Regions from separate parts of the Homo sapiens genome. Here region 2 is linked to region 1. The links are chromatin loops, found by intact Hi-C in ENCODE. Cell type or tissue: MCF 10A. All regions are shown on one strand.

Region 1 (8,000 bases):
CAATTCTCCTGCCTCAGCCTCCCCAGAGTAGCTGGGACTACAGGTGCACGCCACCACACCCAGCTAATTTTTGTATTTTTAGTAGAGACGGGGTTTCACCATGTTGGCCAGGATGGTCTCAATCTCGTGACCTTGTGATCCACCCACCTCGGCCTCCCAAAGTGCTGGAATTACAGGCATGAGCCATCGTGCCCGGCCGGGAGCAAGTTCTTATACCCGTTCACATATACCACTACACAGATGCCCTCACTGAAAAATATGAAAAATAAACATAGAGTTTTGTTTTTGTTTTAAATAATAAGAGGTGGGTATGAGGGGGATTTTTCAAATTAGAAATATTGGCATTAGAAGGTAGATATAATTCAACAGTTAAAGAAAGTGTAATTAAAAACCATGATTTACCCCGGGCCGAGGGTGAGGCAGGTCGGGCGTCCCCACACCGGGCCCGGGCACCGGGAGTGGGCGTCTGGGCAGCACCGGGTGATGGCCCTGCTGCTGGTGCTCCTCGCCTCCTGGGGCCTTGGGCAATGAGGGGGCCGGTGGGCGTGGGCTGAGTGGCCGTGGGCGCCATGGAGTGGGTGCTGTACAAGTGGACCAACTATCTGAGCAGTTGGCAGCCTTGATGGTTCTTTCTCTGTAGGGGAATATTGTCCTATTATGATTCTCCTGAAGATGCCTGGAAAGGTTGCAAAGGGAGCATACAAATGGCAGTCTGTGAAATTGAAGTTCATTCTGTAGATAATACATGCATGGACCTGATAATCCCCGGGGAACAGTATTTCTACCTGAAGGCCAGAAGTGTGCCTGAAAGATAGCGGCGGCTGGTGGCCCTGGGATCAGCCAAGGCTTGCCTGACTGACAGTAGGACCCAGAAGGATAAAGAGTTTGCTGAAAACACTGAAAACTTGAAAACCAAAATGTCAGAACTAAGACTCTGCTGTGACCTCCTTGTTCAGCAAGTAGATAAAACAAAAGAAGTGACCACAACTGGTGTGTCCAATTCTGAGGAGGGAATTGATGTGGGAACTTTGCTGAAATCAACCTGTAATACTTTTCTGAAGACCTTGGAAGAATGCATGCAGATTGCAAATGCAGCCTTCACCTCTGAGCTGCTCTACCACACTCCACCAGGATCACCACAGCTGGCCATGCTCAAGTCCAGCAAGATGAAACATCCTATTATACCAATTCATAATTCATTGGAAAGGCAAACGGAGTTGAGCACTTGTGAAAATGGATCTTTAAATATGGAAATAAATGGTGAGGAAGAAATCCTAATGAAAAATAAGAATTCCTTATATTTGAAATCTGCAGAGATAGACTGCAGCATATCAAGTGAGGAAAATACAGATGATAATATAACCGTCCAAGGTGAAATAATGAAGGAAGATAGAATGGAAAACCTGAAAAATCATGACAATAACTTGTCTCAGTCTGGATCAGACTCAAGTTGCTCTCCAGAATGCCTCTGGGAGGAAGGCAAAGAAGTTATCCCAACTTTCTTTAGTACCATGAACACAAGCTTTAGTGACATTGAACTTCTGGAAGACAGTGGCATTCCCACAGAAGCATTCTTGGCATCATGTTGTGCTGTGGTTCCAGTATTAGACAAACTTGGCCCTACAGTGTTTGCTCCTGTTAAGATGGATCTTGTTGAAAATATTAAGAAAGTAAATCAGAAGTATATAACCAACAAAGAAGAGTTTACCACTCTCCAGAAGATAGTGCTGCACGAAGTGGAGGCGGATGTAGCCCAGGTTAGGAACTCAGCGACTGAAGCCCTCTTGTGGCTGAAGAGAGGTCTCAAATTTTTGAAGGGATTTTTGACAGAAGTGAAAAATGGGGAAAAGGATATCCAGACAGCCCTGAATAACGCATATGGTAAAACATTGCGGCAACACCATGGCTGGGTAGTTCGAGGGGTTTTTGCGTTAGCTTTAAGGGCAACTCCATCCTATGAAGATTTTGTGGCCGCGTTAACCGTAAAGGAAGGTGACCACCGGAAAGAAGCTTTCAGTATTGGGATGCAGAGGGACCTCAGCCTTTACCTCCCTGCCATGAAGAAGCAGATGGCCATACTGGACGCTTTATAAGAGGTCCATGGGCTGGAATCTGATGAGGTTGTATGATGGCTGCTGGGCAGCACCTCCTAACTTCAGGGAATAAAGTGCTAAAGTGTAAAAAAAAATAAAAATAAAAATAAATAAATAAATAAAATTAAAAAAAATAAAAACCATGATTTCACAGCATCAATCATGCTTTTTATATTCCAAACTTCAAGAATTCATCCTATTATATTTTTATTATTTTACATTCAGAAATTACCCAAAGCGTTGATCTAAATCTACCATGTGATTACAAATTTCTTAAAAAGTCATGAAGTCCTTCACAAATTATTCATTTACTCAAGATTAAGTGTTATATTGGCTATTACATTCTCTAATAAATCATCTTATCTATTATTTGTACAAAGGATTTACACATTTGACTATGGTTTTTAGCTTGCTGCTTATTAAATCTTAAGCCCTTGGAAGATGAAATTTTAAAAATGCTTGAGATAATATATTTTACATGAATTGAATGATTCAAAAACAACCATAAAAAAGCAAATTCAATTGTATCTACTTGGAATTGCTAAATGAGTTCCATCTATGTGGTTTTTAATTGTCCTCTATCTTGTAACTTTTACCAGTATTTCATAACTAGATGTTTTCCTTAATTACTCTGGCCCTACAATGAGAATAAAAATAAGCTAGCACAAACATACCCTGACACAATTGTGCAGAAAACTCACCTTGGACTTTGCTAATGCATGCAAAGCATATCCCCAAGGCTTCTTTTTTTCTAGTCTCTTTTTTCCCAGGGGACGGCTCTGGAAGTGATCAACAGATTGTCTCCCTCTGAAGGGTATGGCTTGAGTTGAAAAAGATTTCAACCATAAATAGGTATTTATTTTCTTTGTGCCTGGAGAATATATGCTCATTAATTTTAAGAAATTTCAGCATTGTGATTTATTACAATAATAGTAATAATAATACTGCTAAAATTGGCATCATGTATATATTAAGTACTTAACCGGGTTATAACACCACATTGTTATGTAACATGAAAAGTCATTACTTAACATTGAGTTCATTAAAGCCACACACACAAAATGTAAATTACAAAGGAAATGGGCAAGTACATTCTCAAAATATGTAAAATTTCAGTGCTTTCTATATGGTTAGCACTATGTCAAATGCATTATGTGTATTCACTCCTAATCTTCATGACAACTTTGGAAAATAGATACTATTAGTCTCCCCATGTTAGAGGTAAAGAAAGTAGAGTCGGCTGGGTGCGGTGGCTCACGCCTGTAATCCCAGCACTTTGGGAGGCTGAGGCGGATGGATCACTTGAGGTGTGGAGTTCGAGACCAGCCTGACCAACATGGTGAAACCCTGTCTCTACTAAAAATACAAAATTAGCCAGGCGTGGTGGTGCATGCCTGTAATCCTAGCTACTTGGTAGGCTGAGGCAGGAGAGTCACTTGAACCCGGGAGGCAGTGGTTGCAGTGAGCCGAGATCGTGCCACACTCCACCCTGGGCAACAAGAGTGAAACTCTTCTAAAAAAAAAAAAAAAGAAAAAAAAGAAAAAGAAAGTAGAGTCACAGAGACATGGCAAGTTAGTGTCAAGATCTGGACCCAGGCAGTCTGGCTCCAGTGCTGGAAGTCTTTACCATTAAGCTATGTTACTGCTTTGTGACACCACAGAATCACAAATACTATGATTCTGAACAAATCACAGAAAAGAACCAGGGAAGAGAAATTGGAGAACCCAGAAGAGAAATCAAGGATCATTTATTTCAGTTCTTTTTAAGATACATAATCACTATTTTCCCAAGCCCATGGATAAAACTAATGTTGCAAAACAATATTGGTGGGCAGTGTCTGTGCCATACCAGGAGAGGAGAGAGGGCATGAGCTGTTAGACTTCAAAGGTTCTGGTCTGGCCAGTAAGATCACATTTGTGGGAGACAGATGTATCTTACCCAGATATAATTCAAAGGTCATCACCCAGCAACCTTCTGATTATTTTGTTTTCCACATCAGTCTGTCGAAAGGGAGAGTATGCTCTTATTACAAAGGCATGATTGTTCTCATACCTGAGACAGCAATGCCTTTTTACAAATTAATAGACTGATATTTATCTTTATATGCCCTGCCCCAAGAATCTACCACACAACATATCCCCCTGGTCATCCTGCATTAGATGTAAGGGGAAAGCTAGTGAGCACCACACCTCCAACAGTACTCAGAAGTCCCTCCCTTTCCCCATCCTTGCACTGCACTTGGGCCAAACCACTGGTGCTTTAGAATGGAGGGTTCCAGGAGTTTCCATCGTCCCCCAAACAAATTGACCCTTGGTGGCCCACCCTTGCATTCCCAACCCATGTCCCCCAGCACTTCAGGCCCTCCAAGTGTGTCATTAGTTACAACAAAACATTCTCAAAACAACAATAACAATAATTATATCAAAATCCTGGAGTCACTGTGATAAACTGAGGCTCAGAGAGTTTAGATGACAATCAAGGAGAGAGCTGAGCAGGACCAAATCCAATCTCCTGCTTCTCTGCTTTATGCTGCCCCCTGGTGGTGCACTGTCAATAGCCCAGCTTCCAAAGGCACCTTGCGGAACATGTTCTCCCTCCCCGTCCCTTCCATTCTTTCTCTCTGAAGAAGAGAAAGGGATAAACTACTGATGCACAGAATAACTTAGGAGTTGAGTCAGAAAGACATGTTCTTGTCCATAGTTCAAACCAGTTTTTCCAAATATTTTGAGAAAAGATGACCCCGTCATGAATTCAAATTTAACTAAAATGCTGTGATTGCATTACAAGCAAATTTAAAAGGTCCATTTGTGTATGACTTGATATTCTGAAAGACGAGAAAAGTATAGTAGCCTTTGGAACATATTGCTGTAATGCCACTGGCAAATTATTTTTAGAGAACACCATAGAACCTTAGCATTCTACCTTTCTAGACTATATAGTTTATATATTTTATTGACCTTCGGGTCTGTGAGAAGGACACAAATATTGGCAACATTATACTGCCAATATAAAGGATATTATACTGGCAATATAAAGGATATTGTTTCTTGACCAGCCTGGGCAACATTGCGAGACCCCTTCTCTACAAAATAAATAAATTTTTAAAAAGTTGGCCAGATGTGGCGGCTCACGCCTGTTATCCCAGCACTTTGGGAGGCCCAGGCAGGTGGATCACCTGAGGCCAGGAGTTTGAGACCAGCCTGGCCAACATGGTGAAACCCCATTTCTATTAAAAATACAAAAATTAGCCAGGTGTGTTGGTGCACGCCTGTAGTCCCAGCTACTTGGGAGGCTGAGACAGGAGAATTGCTTGGACCCAGGAGGAGGAGGTTGCAGTGAGCCGAGATCATGCCACTGCACTCCAGCCTGGGCAACAGAGTGAGACTCCATCTCAAAACAAAACAAACAAACAAAAAACATTGATTCTTTTTAAAGTATTTCAAAGGAACCTGCTGTATTTGGTATACGTTTTCATTTTCTTCTGACGTATTCCTAATAATATATGTACATGTAACTGTCACATAACAAGATAGTAACATGGAATTGCTACTTTCAGTTTATAGCCTCAGAAGCAGGTATCCAAAATTTCACATACATCCACATACCTTTACACATATATTATACCTATGTGTATATATAATTATATGTTGATTACTATATTCTACTAAATCTTAGAAAGGTATGTGAAGAGAAAAACATTCTGGTCAAAGCAAACTCACATACTCAAGTTAAAAATCAAGTGTAACCTTAGAAACCATCTTTCTAAATTCATAAGCCAAGAAACAAAGTTTCAATTTCCTATTTCTTTAGTTTACTCTAAGAGAAAGAGGGCTCTGGTCACTTAAAATTTTGCAAAATCTGTTTCAATCACATTTCACAAGACACTTGCTACAGCAGTGAATTTGAACCCAAGAATAAATAGCAATTCTGTAAACATTTACTCTTTCTTGCAATCTACAATATGGTCTCTAGACCAGCTGTTCTCCACAACAGGTGCAACAGATGGTATCATTCTCCAGTGCTCACTTAGAGGCCTTTGTTGTGCCCTTTCTACCAGTGGGCAAAAGTGAATACTTACTTTGGTGAATTGTATTCATCTTCTCAGAGGACAGAGGGCTTTAGTTTTGGCTCCCTTTCCAATAGTCTGGTTGTTCACAGTGTAGTAACTAGGAAATTTTCGGGTCGTGATTCTATCTGTTGGCTGTGAGAAGAAAGAACGGATCAAACCTCTGCAGAGTTGGTTTGGAATCTGTTGAGTTATATGCTGGGTTTGGGGGGGTTTTCTTTCATAAATTCATCAAAGTATGAATTCCTCTGCTTTGGAAGTAGTGACATCTTTAATATGGGAGAAGAGACATTGTACTTGTTAAGTCATGATGTCTGCAGAAGGTTCTGAACAAAATCTACTAAAGACAGTAATGTTGAAAATAGATAATGAAGGGACTTCAATTTAGAATGATAGGAAAATCCAGTTGCTTGCTTACATTTTCCAAATCATGCAGGAAAAGAAAAGTGAGCGGAGGTTTAGAAAAGGATATATACAAATGTGAGCATTTAGAAAACTGCTGATCTTAAGTCTACATAATGATTTAAATTACTTCAAATATATGAGTTGTTTTGATAATGCCAGAAATGTAGGCAGTAATCTATTTTCTACTTCTATTGCTTGTCAATTATAGCAGGAAGTCTTCAAGATGTAAATTACACAAAGAATTGTTCTTACCATAAGCAGTACTATACTTCAGTAGTTTACCAAAGGAGTAGACAGTGCAGGGACATATCATAGAATTTTAGCATAGTTAAAACACCTCAGCAAGTTCACAGAAATCCCTTATACAACTTGCATCATGGATGTTAAAGAGCTCTTCCTTAAGCGTTTTCAGTAATAAGAGAATCACCATCTCAAAAGGCAAATCATTCTGTTTTCTAATCATTAGCCTGTTCTTTTTCATTTTAAGGTTGGAATCTATCACTTGTAACTTCATCTCTTGGTCTGCTCTCTGAAGCTGTAAAAATAAAATCTTTCCTCTTCTATCTTTTAACCTACTTGATATTTAAAGTTCACTATTGTATTTTGCTTAAGTCTTTCCCCTTTCCTGAATAAGTATCCCCATTTCCTCAAAGCAATCATAATATAATCAATAATATTTAATTCCTCATCCACCATCCCCTGATAGTGCTCAAGTTTGAGCTTTTGAAATCTCTAACACATTCCTGTATCTTGAAACTCTCATCCTCTTTTATCTCTGTTTCCCCTCTTAAAGATAACCAAGCAAATTCCCTCTCTCCCAAGCCCTCTAGTTTTAATTTTATTTCTCTTTCCTTCTTCAAAGTTGATGTTTTTGAAAAAGTATTTTGTGCTCACTTCCCCATTTCCATCCTTTCAAAGCCATTGTAATCTAGTGTTCATCTTCATATGCTGCCGAAATCATGTGTGGTAGTATCCCTGTTGACCCTTAAAGATCAGTGGGCAAAGGGATCTGAGAGTGGACCTAAGTGTGAGACAGACACGGTTTCCTGGATCCACCACTTGCTAGTTTTGTGACTTTGGCTATGTATTTAACTTCTTTCAGTCTTGTTTCCTCATTTTGATAAAAAGAATTGTTGTGAAACATAATGCAAGGAAAGTGTTAAAGTATCTGGCCTGCAGTTTGTAACCAACATCTTTGGTAGTCATTATTATTATTATTTGCCCTCACCAATGGTTATCTTACTTCATTTTTGCTGCTGTAACAAAGTATCCAAGACTGAGTAATTTATAAAGAATAGAAACCCATTTGCTTATAATTGTAGAGGCTGGGAAGTCCAAGACCAAGACACTAGTAGATTCAGTTGTCTGGCGAGGGCTTCTGTCTGCTTCCAAGATGGCCTCTGTAGCTACATCCTCTGAAGGGGAGGAACGTGAT
Region 2 (8,000 bases), 830 kb before region 1:
AAAAAAAGATATCTACGAAAAGCCACAACTAACATAATTAATGATGAAAGACTGAAAGCTTTCCTCCTAAGATCAATAAATGAAAAGAATGTCTGTTCTCACCACTTTTATTCAACATTGCATTGGAGGTTGTAGAAAGGGCAATTGGGCAAGAAAAAGAAGTAAAAGGCATTCAGATTGGAAAGAAAGAAGTAAAACTATAGTTGTAGATGACACAAACTTGTATATAGAAAATCCTAAGGAATCCACTAAAACATCATTACAAACTAATAAATAAGTTCAGCAAGGTTTCAGGCTACAAGATTGATATATGAAAATTAGTTATATTTCTATATGCTGCAATGAACAATCTGAAAATAAAAGTAAGAAAACTGATGCAATAGCATCAAAACGTATAAAATAGTTGGGAATAAATTAAACCAAAAAACTGTAAAACCTATATCCTAAAAACTATAAAACATTATTAAAATAAATTAAAGAAGAATTAAATAAATGAAAAGGCATTCCATGTGCTGGATTGAAAGACTTAATACTGTTAAAATGGCAATACTTCTCAACTGATCTACAGATTCAACCTATCGTTGTAAAAATCCCAGTTAAATTTTTTACAGAAATTGACAAGCTGACCCTAAAATTTATATGGAAATTCTCTTGAATTTCCTTTAGAATAAGTTTGAATTTGCTTTAGAATAGGAAAAACAACCTTGAAAAAAAAGAGCAAAGTTGAAAGACTCACACTTCCCAATTCCAAAATTTACTACAAAACTACAGTAGCCAAAATGGTAAGGTACTGGCATTAAAGATAGACATATAGATCAATGGAAGAGAATTAAGTGTCTAGAAATAAACTCTCAAATTCATGGTCAATTGGTTTTTGAAAAGGGTGTCATGACAATTCAATGGGGAAAGGATAATCTTTCCAGCAAATGATGCTGGTACAACTGCATATCCAGAAGCAAAATAATAAAATTGCATGTACAGAAAATTTATGCATATACATAGGCAAAAATCAATGGATCAAAGGCCTAACTGTATGAACTAAAACTGCTAAATTCTTGGAAGAAAACATAGGCATAACTCTTTGTGACATTAGATGAGACAATAGTTTCTTAGATATGACACCAAAGCACACTCAAGGGAAGAAAAAAAGGATAAATTGGGCATCATGAAAATTAAAAACATTTGTGTTGCAAAGGATACCATCAAGAAAATGAAGACAATCCATAGAATGGGAGAAAATACTTGCAAACACATATCTAATAAGAGACTTGTATCTACAATATGTTAAGAATTATTACAACTCAATAATAAAAAACCAAATAGCTCAATTAAAAGTGGGCAAATGATCTAAGTGACATTCAAAGAAGATACACAAATGACCAACAAGCACATGAAAAGATGTTCAGCATCATTAGCTATCAGGGAAAGGCAAATTAAAACCACAATGAGATACCAATCCACACTCAACAGAATAGCAATAACCAACAACACAGACTATTGCAAGCAATGTTGAGGGCATGAGGAAACTGGAACTCTCATGCACTGCTGGTGGGAATGTCAAATGGTGCAGCTGCTTTGGAAAAGCAGTTTGGCAGTTCCTCAAAAGGTTAGACATAGAGTTACCATATGACATTTCACTCCTAGATATATACCCAAGAGAAATGAAAACATATGTCTACACAAAAACTTGTACAAGAATGTTCATAACAGCATTATTCATAATAGCCAAAATGTAGATACAACCCAAATGTTCATTAACTGATGAGTGGATAAATAAAATGTGATATGTATATACAACAGACTATTATTCAACAATAGAAAAGAAGTACTACTACATACTGTAAGATGAATAAATCCTGAAAACATTATGCTAAGTAAAAGAAGCCAGTGGCAAAAGCCCCCATACTTGACTATTCTATTTTTATATAATATCCAGAAAGGGTAAATCCACCCAAAAAGTAGATTAGTGGTTGCCTAGGACTGGGGGGTTATGAGAAAATAGGGAGTGACTGCTGAGGTATATGGGGTTTTAGAGGGTGATGAAAAAAATATTGCGGCAGGGCACAGTGGCCCACGCCTGTTATCCCAACACTTTGGGAGGTTGAGGTCAGTGGTTTGCTTGAGGCCAGGAGTTGGAGACCAACTTGGGCAATATGGTGAAACTTCATCTCTACCAAAAACACAAAAATTAGCTGGGCATGGTGCTGTGAACCTGTAGTCCCAGCTACTTGGGCAGTTGAGGTGGGAGGATCACTTGAGCCTGGGAGGTGGAGGTTGCAGTGAGCCGAGACTGGCCACTGCACTCCAGCCTGGGCAAATGAGTGAGACCCTGTCTCAAAAAACAAAAAGAAAAGAAAAGAAAAGAAAAGAAAAACATGTTCTAAAATTGATCGTAGTAACAGTTGCATGTCTCTGTGCATGTCTCTAAAAACCACTGAAGTGTACACTTTAAATATGTGAATTGTGTAGTGTATGAAGTATATCCCAGTATAGCTGTTATTTTTAAAAAATGGAAAAGAGAAATCAATTAAAGTCAGAAATTAAACCCAGGAATTACTAGAAATAAAGTAAAATCCTGGAACTTTCAGAATCACTTGAAGGACTCTACCCCAAGACACAGAATAGAAATTTTAAGAAAATCTTAACTAGTTTTTAAGGGAAGAGTGACTGGCATATGCAAGAGGACTACATTTGTCACAGTCCACTTAGTGTTGCTGTAATGGAATACCTGACGCTGGATAATTTATACAGAAAATAGATTTGTTTGGTTCATGATCCTGGTGGCTGGAAAGTGCAAGATTGGGCAGCTATATCTAGAGAGGGTCTTGTACTGCTTCCTTACACTCATGGTAGAGAGTGGAAGGTGGGGGAGGTGTATGCAAAGAGGCCACATGGTGAGAGAGGAAGCAAGAGAGAGAATCCAAGGAACCCAGGCACTATTTAGCAAGCTGCTCTCTCTGATGTAAAATAATCCATTCCTGAGAAAGGAAGAACTCATTGCAGCCGGAAGGCATTCATGACAGTGGTGTCCCCGTAACCCAAACATCCCCAAGTAGGTCCCACCTCTGAATACTGCTGCCACATCAGGGATCAAATTTCAATATGAGTTTTGGCAAAATAATCACATCCAAACCATGGCAACATTATTGTTGGTGAATATATGAGGAAACTGGCACTCTCATGCCCTGTTGGTATATAGGTGAATTGGTACAATGTGCCAAATTTCTGCACATGTGTACCATTTGGCCTAACAAACCCACTGCAAAACATGAATATACAAAGATGTTCATCAGAATATTTTTAGTATTGAAAATTGAAGATACTCTGTGTCCATCTACAAGCAGTGCTTCTCAATCCCAGCTGACTTCATGCCCTTTTTATAATAAATACTTTGTAACACTCCCTTACAGTCCTGAAATGAAAGTCATAGGTACATACAACAAAATATACTAACTGTAATGTGAAAAAAGCAGTAATTTATAACAAAATATGTATTTCATCATGTAAATAGTCGAGACACAAAACATACTCTAGAGGGCAGTACCACTCAATTAAGAATTATCTATAGCAAACTGGTTAATTTATGTTATATAAAAATAGTGTTTAATCAAAAAGCAGCAATTTGGATGGGTTCAGTAGCTCATGCCTATAACCAAAGCACCTTGGGAGGCTGAGGAGGGAGGATTGACACCAGGAGTTTAAGGTCAGCTTGGGAAACACAGCGATACCATCTCTACAAAAAACAAACAAACAAACAAAAAACAACCAGATGTGGTGGTGTGCCTATAGTCCCAGCTACTGGGGAGGCTGAGGTGGGAGGGTCATTTGATCCCACGAGTTGGAGGCTGCAGTGAGTTTGATTCTGCCATGGCACTCCTGCCTGGGTGACAGAGCAAGACCCTGTCTCTATAAACAGAGTAAATAATAAATAAAAAATAAATTACAGACGTAGTTCTATTTGTATAAATATATAGTAAAAGGTTTAAAATAATGCTCACTAGGATATTGATGAATCGACAAATTGTCTCCAGTTATAGGATTTGGAAAGATTTTTATTTTCTTAAGCATTTCAATGTTTGAATTTCCTTGCCTTTGTAAAAATAAAAAAGTTTACATCAAATCCCATTCGAAGAATCACAACACAGATCTCTATGGTTATGAAGCAAGGTCATGCCATCTGCAGTGCAGACTTAAATCCCTTTGGTAAAATAGTTCCTGGCCTTTTCCAAGTGGCTGTTGAAGATGTTGAAGGGGCAGGTTCTGGTGATCGATGGCCTAGGCCTCTCCTGAGTTGCCTGGTGGTCATAATGGCCAAGCAAGTACTGCTGGGCAGGAAGCTGGAGGTCCTGCACTGCAAGGACATCAGCATTTTTGTCAACTTCTACAGGAACAAGTTTCAGTATCTAACCTTCCACAAGACCAGGAGCACCAACTCTGTCTTTAGACCCTACCACTTCTGGGTCTCTTCTACTTTCGGGCACCTAACTGCATCTTTTGGCTGAACCATGAGTGGTATATTGCCCCATAAAACCAAGTGAGGCCTGGCCACCTGGACCACCTCAAGGTATTTGATGGGATCCACACCCCCTGTGCCCTGCCCTTTGCAAAAGTGGATGGTGATTTCTACTCTACTCAAGGTTGTGCACCTGAAGCCCACACTGAAGTTTGCCTACCTGGGGCACCTGGTTCATAAATTTGCCTGGAAGTACCAACCAGTGACAGCCATTCTGGAGGAGAAGAGGAAGGAGAAGGTCAAGATCCATTAGGAGAAAGAATGGGGAGGGGCAAAGGGAGAAGGAGCAGTTTATGAGGCTGCAGAAACAGGCTGAGAAGAATCTGAAGAATATCGACAAATACACAGAGATACTCAAGACCCAAGGACTCCTAGTCCAAAGCCAATAAAGACTGTTTATTCCTCACTCTTGGCCTAGCCTGCCCTTTTTCCATTGCTGCCCTAGTTTTTGGGGGGACCCAAAGGTGACAGTCCTGATGTGCAAGTGCCACAGGCAATCACTTAGGAGTGTCCTGAAAGACAGTAGTGAGGGGAATATCTCTAAGTGGGCAGAGCTTTGGTTTGTAGCTCAAAGTAAACTTATACATTAATTTATGGGCACTAGCAAAAGGCTTACTGTTTGGTCAGGGGCTGGAAAGACAAAGATTGGGGATAAAGAGTTCTGGGAAAGAGGCATGTGGATGACCCTATAAAATGGATATGAAATGTGAAGATCTTTGCTTCATGTGTTAATAGGCAACAGAGAGAATCCATCACAGAATAAGCACTAGACAACCATAAGGAACAATGCCCTGGCCAGATGACATCAGCCAGTCTCTGCCATTGGCTACACTAGTATTGGCCCAATAGGCACATGACAAGGGTAGCCACAGGTGCAGAGATGGAGGTTATACATGGGCCTAATAGCATGGTTCCCAATTAACAAGGCTGATCTAGCTACCACCACTGTCAAATGTCCAATTTGCCAGCAACAAGGCCAATGCTTGGCCCCCAATGCAGCACCATTCCTTCAGCAGACTTACCAGCTACTTGGTGGCAAGTTGTCTACACAGGACTCATTCCATCCTGGAAGTAGTATCAATTTATCTTTATTGGAACTTAAACATATTCCAAGTTGGATCTCCTGCCTGAAGGGTCTCAGGTAGTACCACTGAGGGCTTAAATTGTTTGATCCACTGACCTAAGATTTGGTGCAGCAGTGGGCACAGGACCATGGGTTCCACTGGTCCTACAATATACTACACCACCTTGAAACTGTACTGATTGAGCATTGGGATGACCTGTTAAAGTTTCAGCTGGGGTGCTAGCTTGCAAAGGATACCCTGTGAGGAGGCATCATACCCCAGGACTCAGTGTACACTCTAAATTGATATTCTCAAAAGTAAGAATACAAGAATCCGGGAGCTAAAGAGTGCAAATAGGAATATCTCCATATATTATGATTCCCAGGGATTTGTTTAGGGAAGTCGTACCTTCTTTCTCCGTAAGTTAGAGATTTTGGCTACGAGAGAGAAAATGTTTCCACTAGCAGACACAGGAAGAGTCCCATTAAACTCTAGCTGCTGCCTGGTCATTTTAGTCTTCTCATTCCAAGAAACAAGGAAAGGAGTCACCATTCTGGCAACGGTAATTGATTCTGATTTCAGTAGGGCAGCTGTTCCACAAAAGGGATAGGAAATAATATGTTTGATACCCAAGTGACCCATTTGTTTTTCTCTTGGTTTTTGCTTGCCCAATTTACATGGTCCATGGAAAAGTGCAGCAGCTACAACCTGGGAAGAATTTGGTGATGAAGGACTTGGCCCCCTCACTGAAGAGGGTTTGAGTTATTCCACTAGGTAAGCTACTGTCTTAGTGTGTTTGGGCTGGTATAATAAATATCACAAATTACATGACCTATAACAACAGAATTATTTCTTGTAGTTCTGTAACCTGTAAAATCCAAGATCAAGGTACAAGCAAATTTAGTGTTTAGTGAGGGCCCACTTCCTGGTGCCTTCTTGCTGTGTCTTCACGTGGTGGAAGAGGCAAGGCAGCTGTCTGGGACCTCTTTTATAAAGGCACTAATTCCATTCTTGAGGACTCTGTCTTCATGACCTAATCACTTCCAAATCACCCACCTCCTAATACTATCACATTGGTGACTAGTTTCAACATACAAATTCTGGGGATACCCAAACATTCAGTCCATAGCAGCTACCTAGACCAGCAGAGAGTGAGGGGACTCTAGAATAGGTAGTGGAAGAAGGAAATGATCAGCACCAATTATGACCCCAGGAGCAGCTTTCGAGGCTGTAATTAATCCCACCAACCTCCTTCTTCTAGTAAGTTTCTCCAGTTTCTTGGAAGCCCCACAGAATTTTGGAAGAGCTGCTCCTAGATCTTATATTCATAGAGGTAGACAGTAGTGGATATCATGCATGGTGTACTGTAGATTTCCCCCAATCCAGGAATGAAGCAGTCATTCCACCAGATGCTGAAAGTGTTTGAGGCTGACAACTCTCAACTGAATCCTTCACTATCACTTACCCTCTGCTGAAGAGGGCCTCCTCACATTTCTGGGTACAGCCAAAATGATTGGTCAATGAGATGGCATAAAGTCTTCAGAGTTCCCTGTAGGAATGGCTGAGGCCTCTGTTGGACTTCACTGCAGGTCAACTTCTTCCTTTGCCTAAGCCTGCTTTCTTTACTCTCTCTACAGGCGGATTCTAAGAGCACCCACCAATGACATTTCTGCACTCTAATCTTTATCTTAAAGTGTTTCCCAGGGAATTTGACCTGTGACAGTTTCCTTTCCCCACATATCCCTTAACTGCGAAGACCCTTAGTATTGTAAATTTTTAAAAAATCAAAATTGCTTAAATAATGAAGGGGACTTATTGGCTTACATAACTAGGCAGGTATCAGGATTTATTTGATCAGTGGCTTACTAATTTCAACAAGAAACTAGTTTTGTTCCACCTCCCTTCTGGGCCTTCCACAGAGGCAGCATTATTCCAAAGCTAGACTAGTTTATGATAACAGAGTAGCTACAGTAATTCCAGGTTTAAATTCTCACCTCTCATCATCCAAACAGGAAGAGAGCACACTTTTAGTAGCTTTATCTGAAGAACAAGGAAGTCTTTCTCAGTCACCAGCTCTTCAAGTGTTACTGACACAAATTGGCTAAAGGAATGCTTGCGTTTCCTAAACTACCCACTGTAGCAAGAAGTATAGGATTACCTTGAATGATCTAAAATAGTCAGGGCTGATTCCTGGAATTGGTGTTGTGTTTTTTTTGTTTTTGTTTTTTTTTAAGTATTTATTGATCATTCTTGGGTGTTTCTCGGAGAGGGGGATGTGGCAGGGTCATAGGATAATAGTGGAGAGAAGGTCAGCAGATAAACACGTGAACAAAAATCTCTGGTTTTCCTAGGCAGAGGTCCCTGCAGCCTTCCACAGTGTTTGTGTCCCTGGGTACTTGAGATTAGGGAGTGGTGATGACTCT

What was found. Hi-C counts contacts between places; a loop is a spot of excess contacts. Peaks named below come from ENCODE experiments on the same cell type or tissue, not always from the same donor. Only the 100,000 strongest peaks of a DNase experiment are listed, where the experiment ranks them.
Region 2: it touches region 1 in a loop (5-fold over the local background); 3 of 110 quality-filtered maps call a loop at or near these places.

The regions. Positions count from the first base shown.
Region 1 is chr12:45,167,283-45,175,282 of GRCh38, reverse strand. It overlaps the pseudogene PLEKHA8P1. Among named protein-coding and RNA genes, the nearest start is that of ANO6, 45 kb to the left of the region's middle. In MCF 10A, a CTCF peak has its summit at 4,635 (motif pointing left); a DNase peak (open chromatin) is centred at 4,632.
Region 2 is chr12:46,000,928-46,008,927 of GRCh38, reverse strand. It overlaps the pseudogene RPL13AP21. Among named protein-coding and RNA genes, the nearest start is that of SCAF11, 14 kb to the right of the region's middle. In MCF 10A, a CTCF peak has its summit at 3,573 (motif pointing right); no DNase peak of the experiment used is centred here.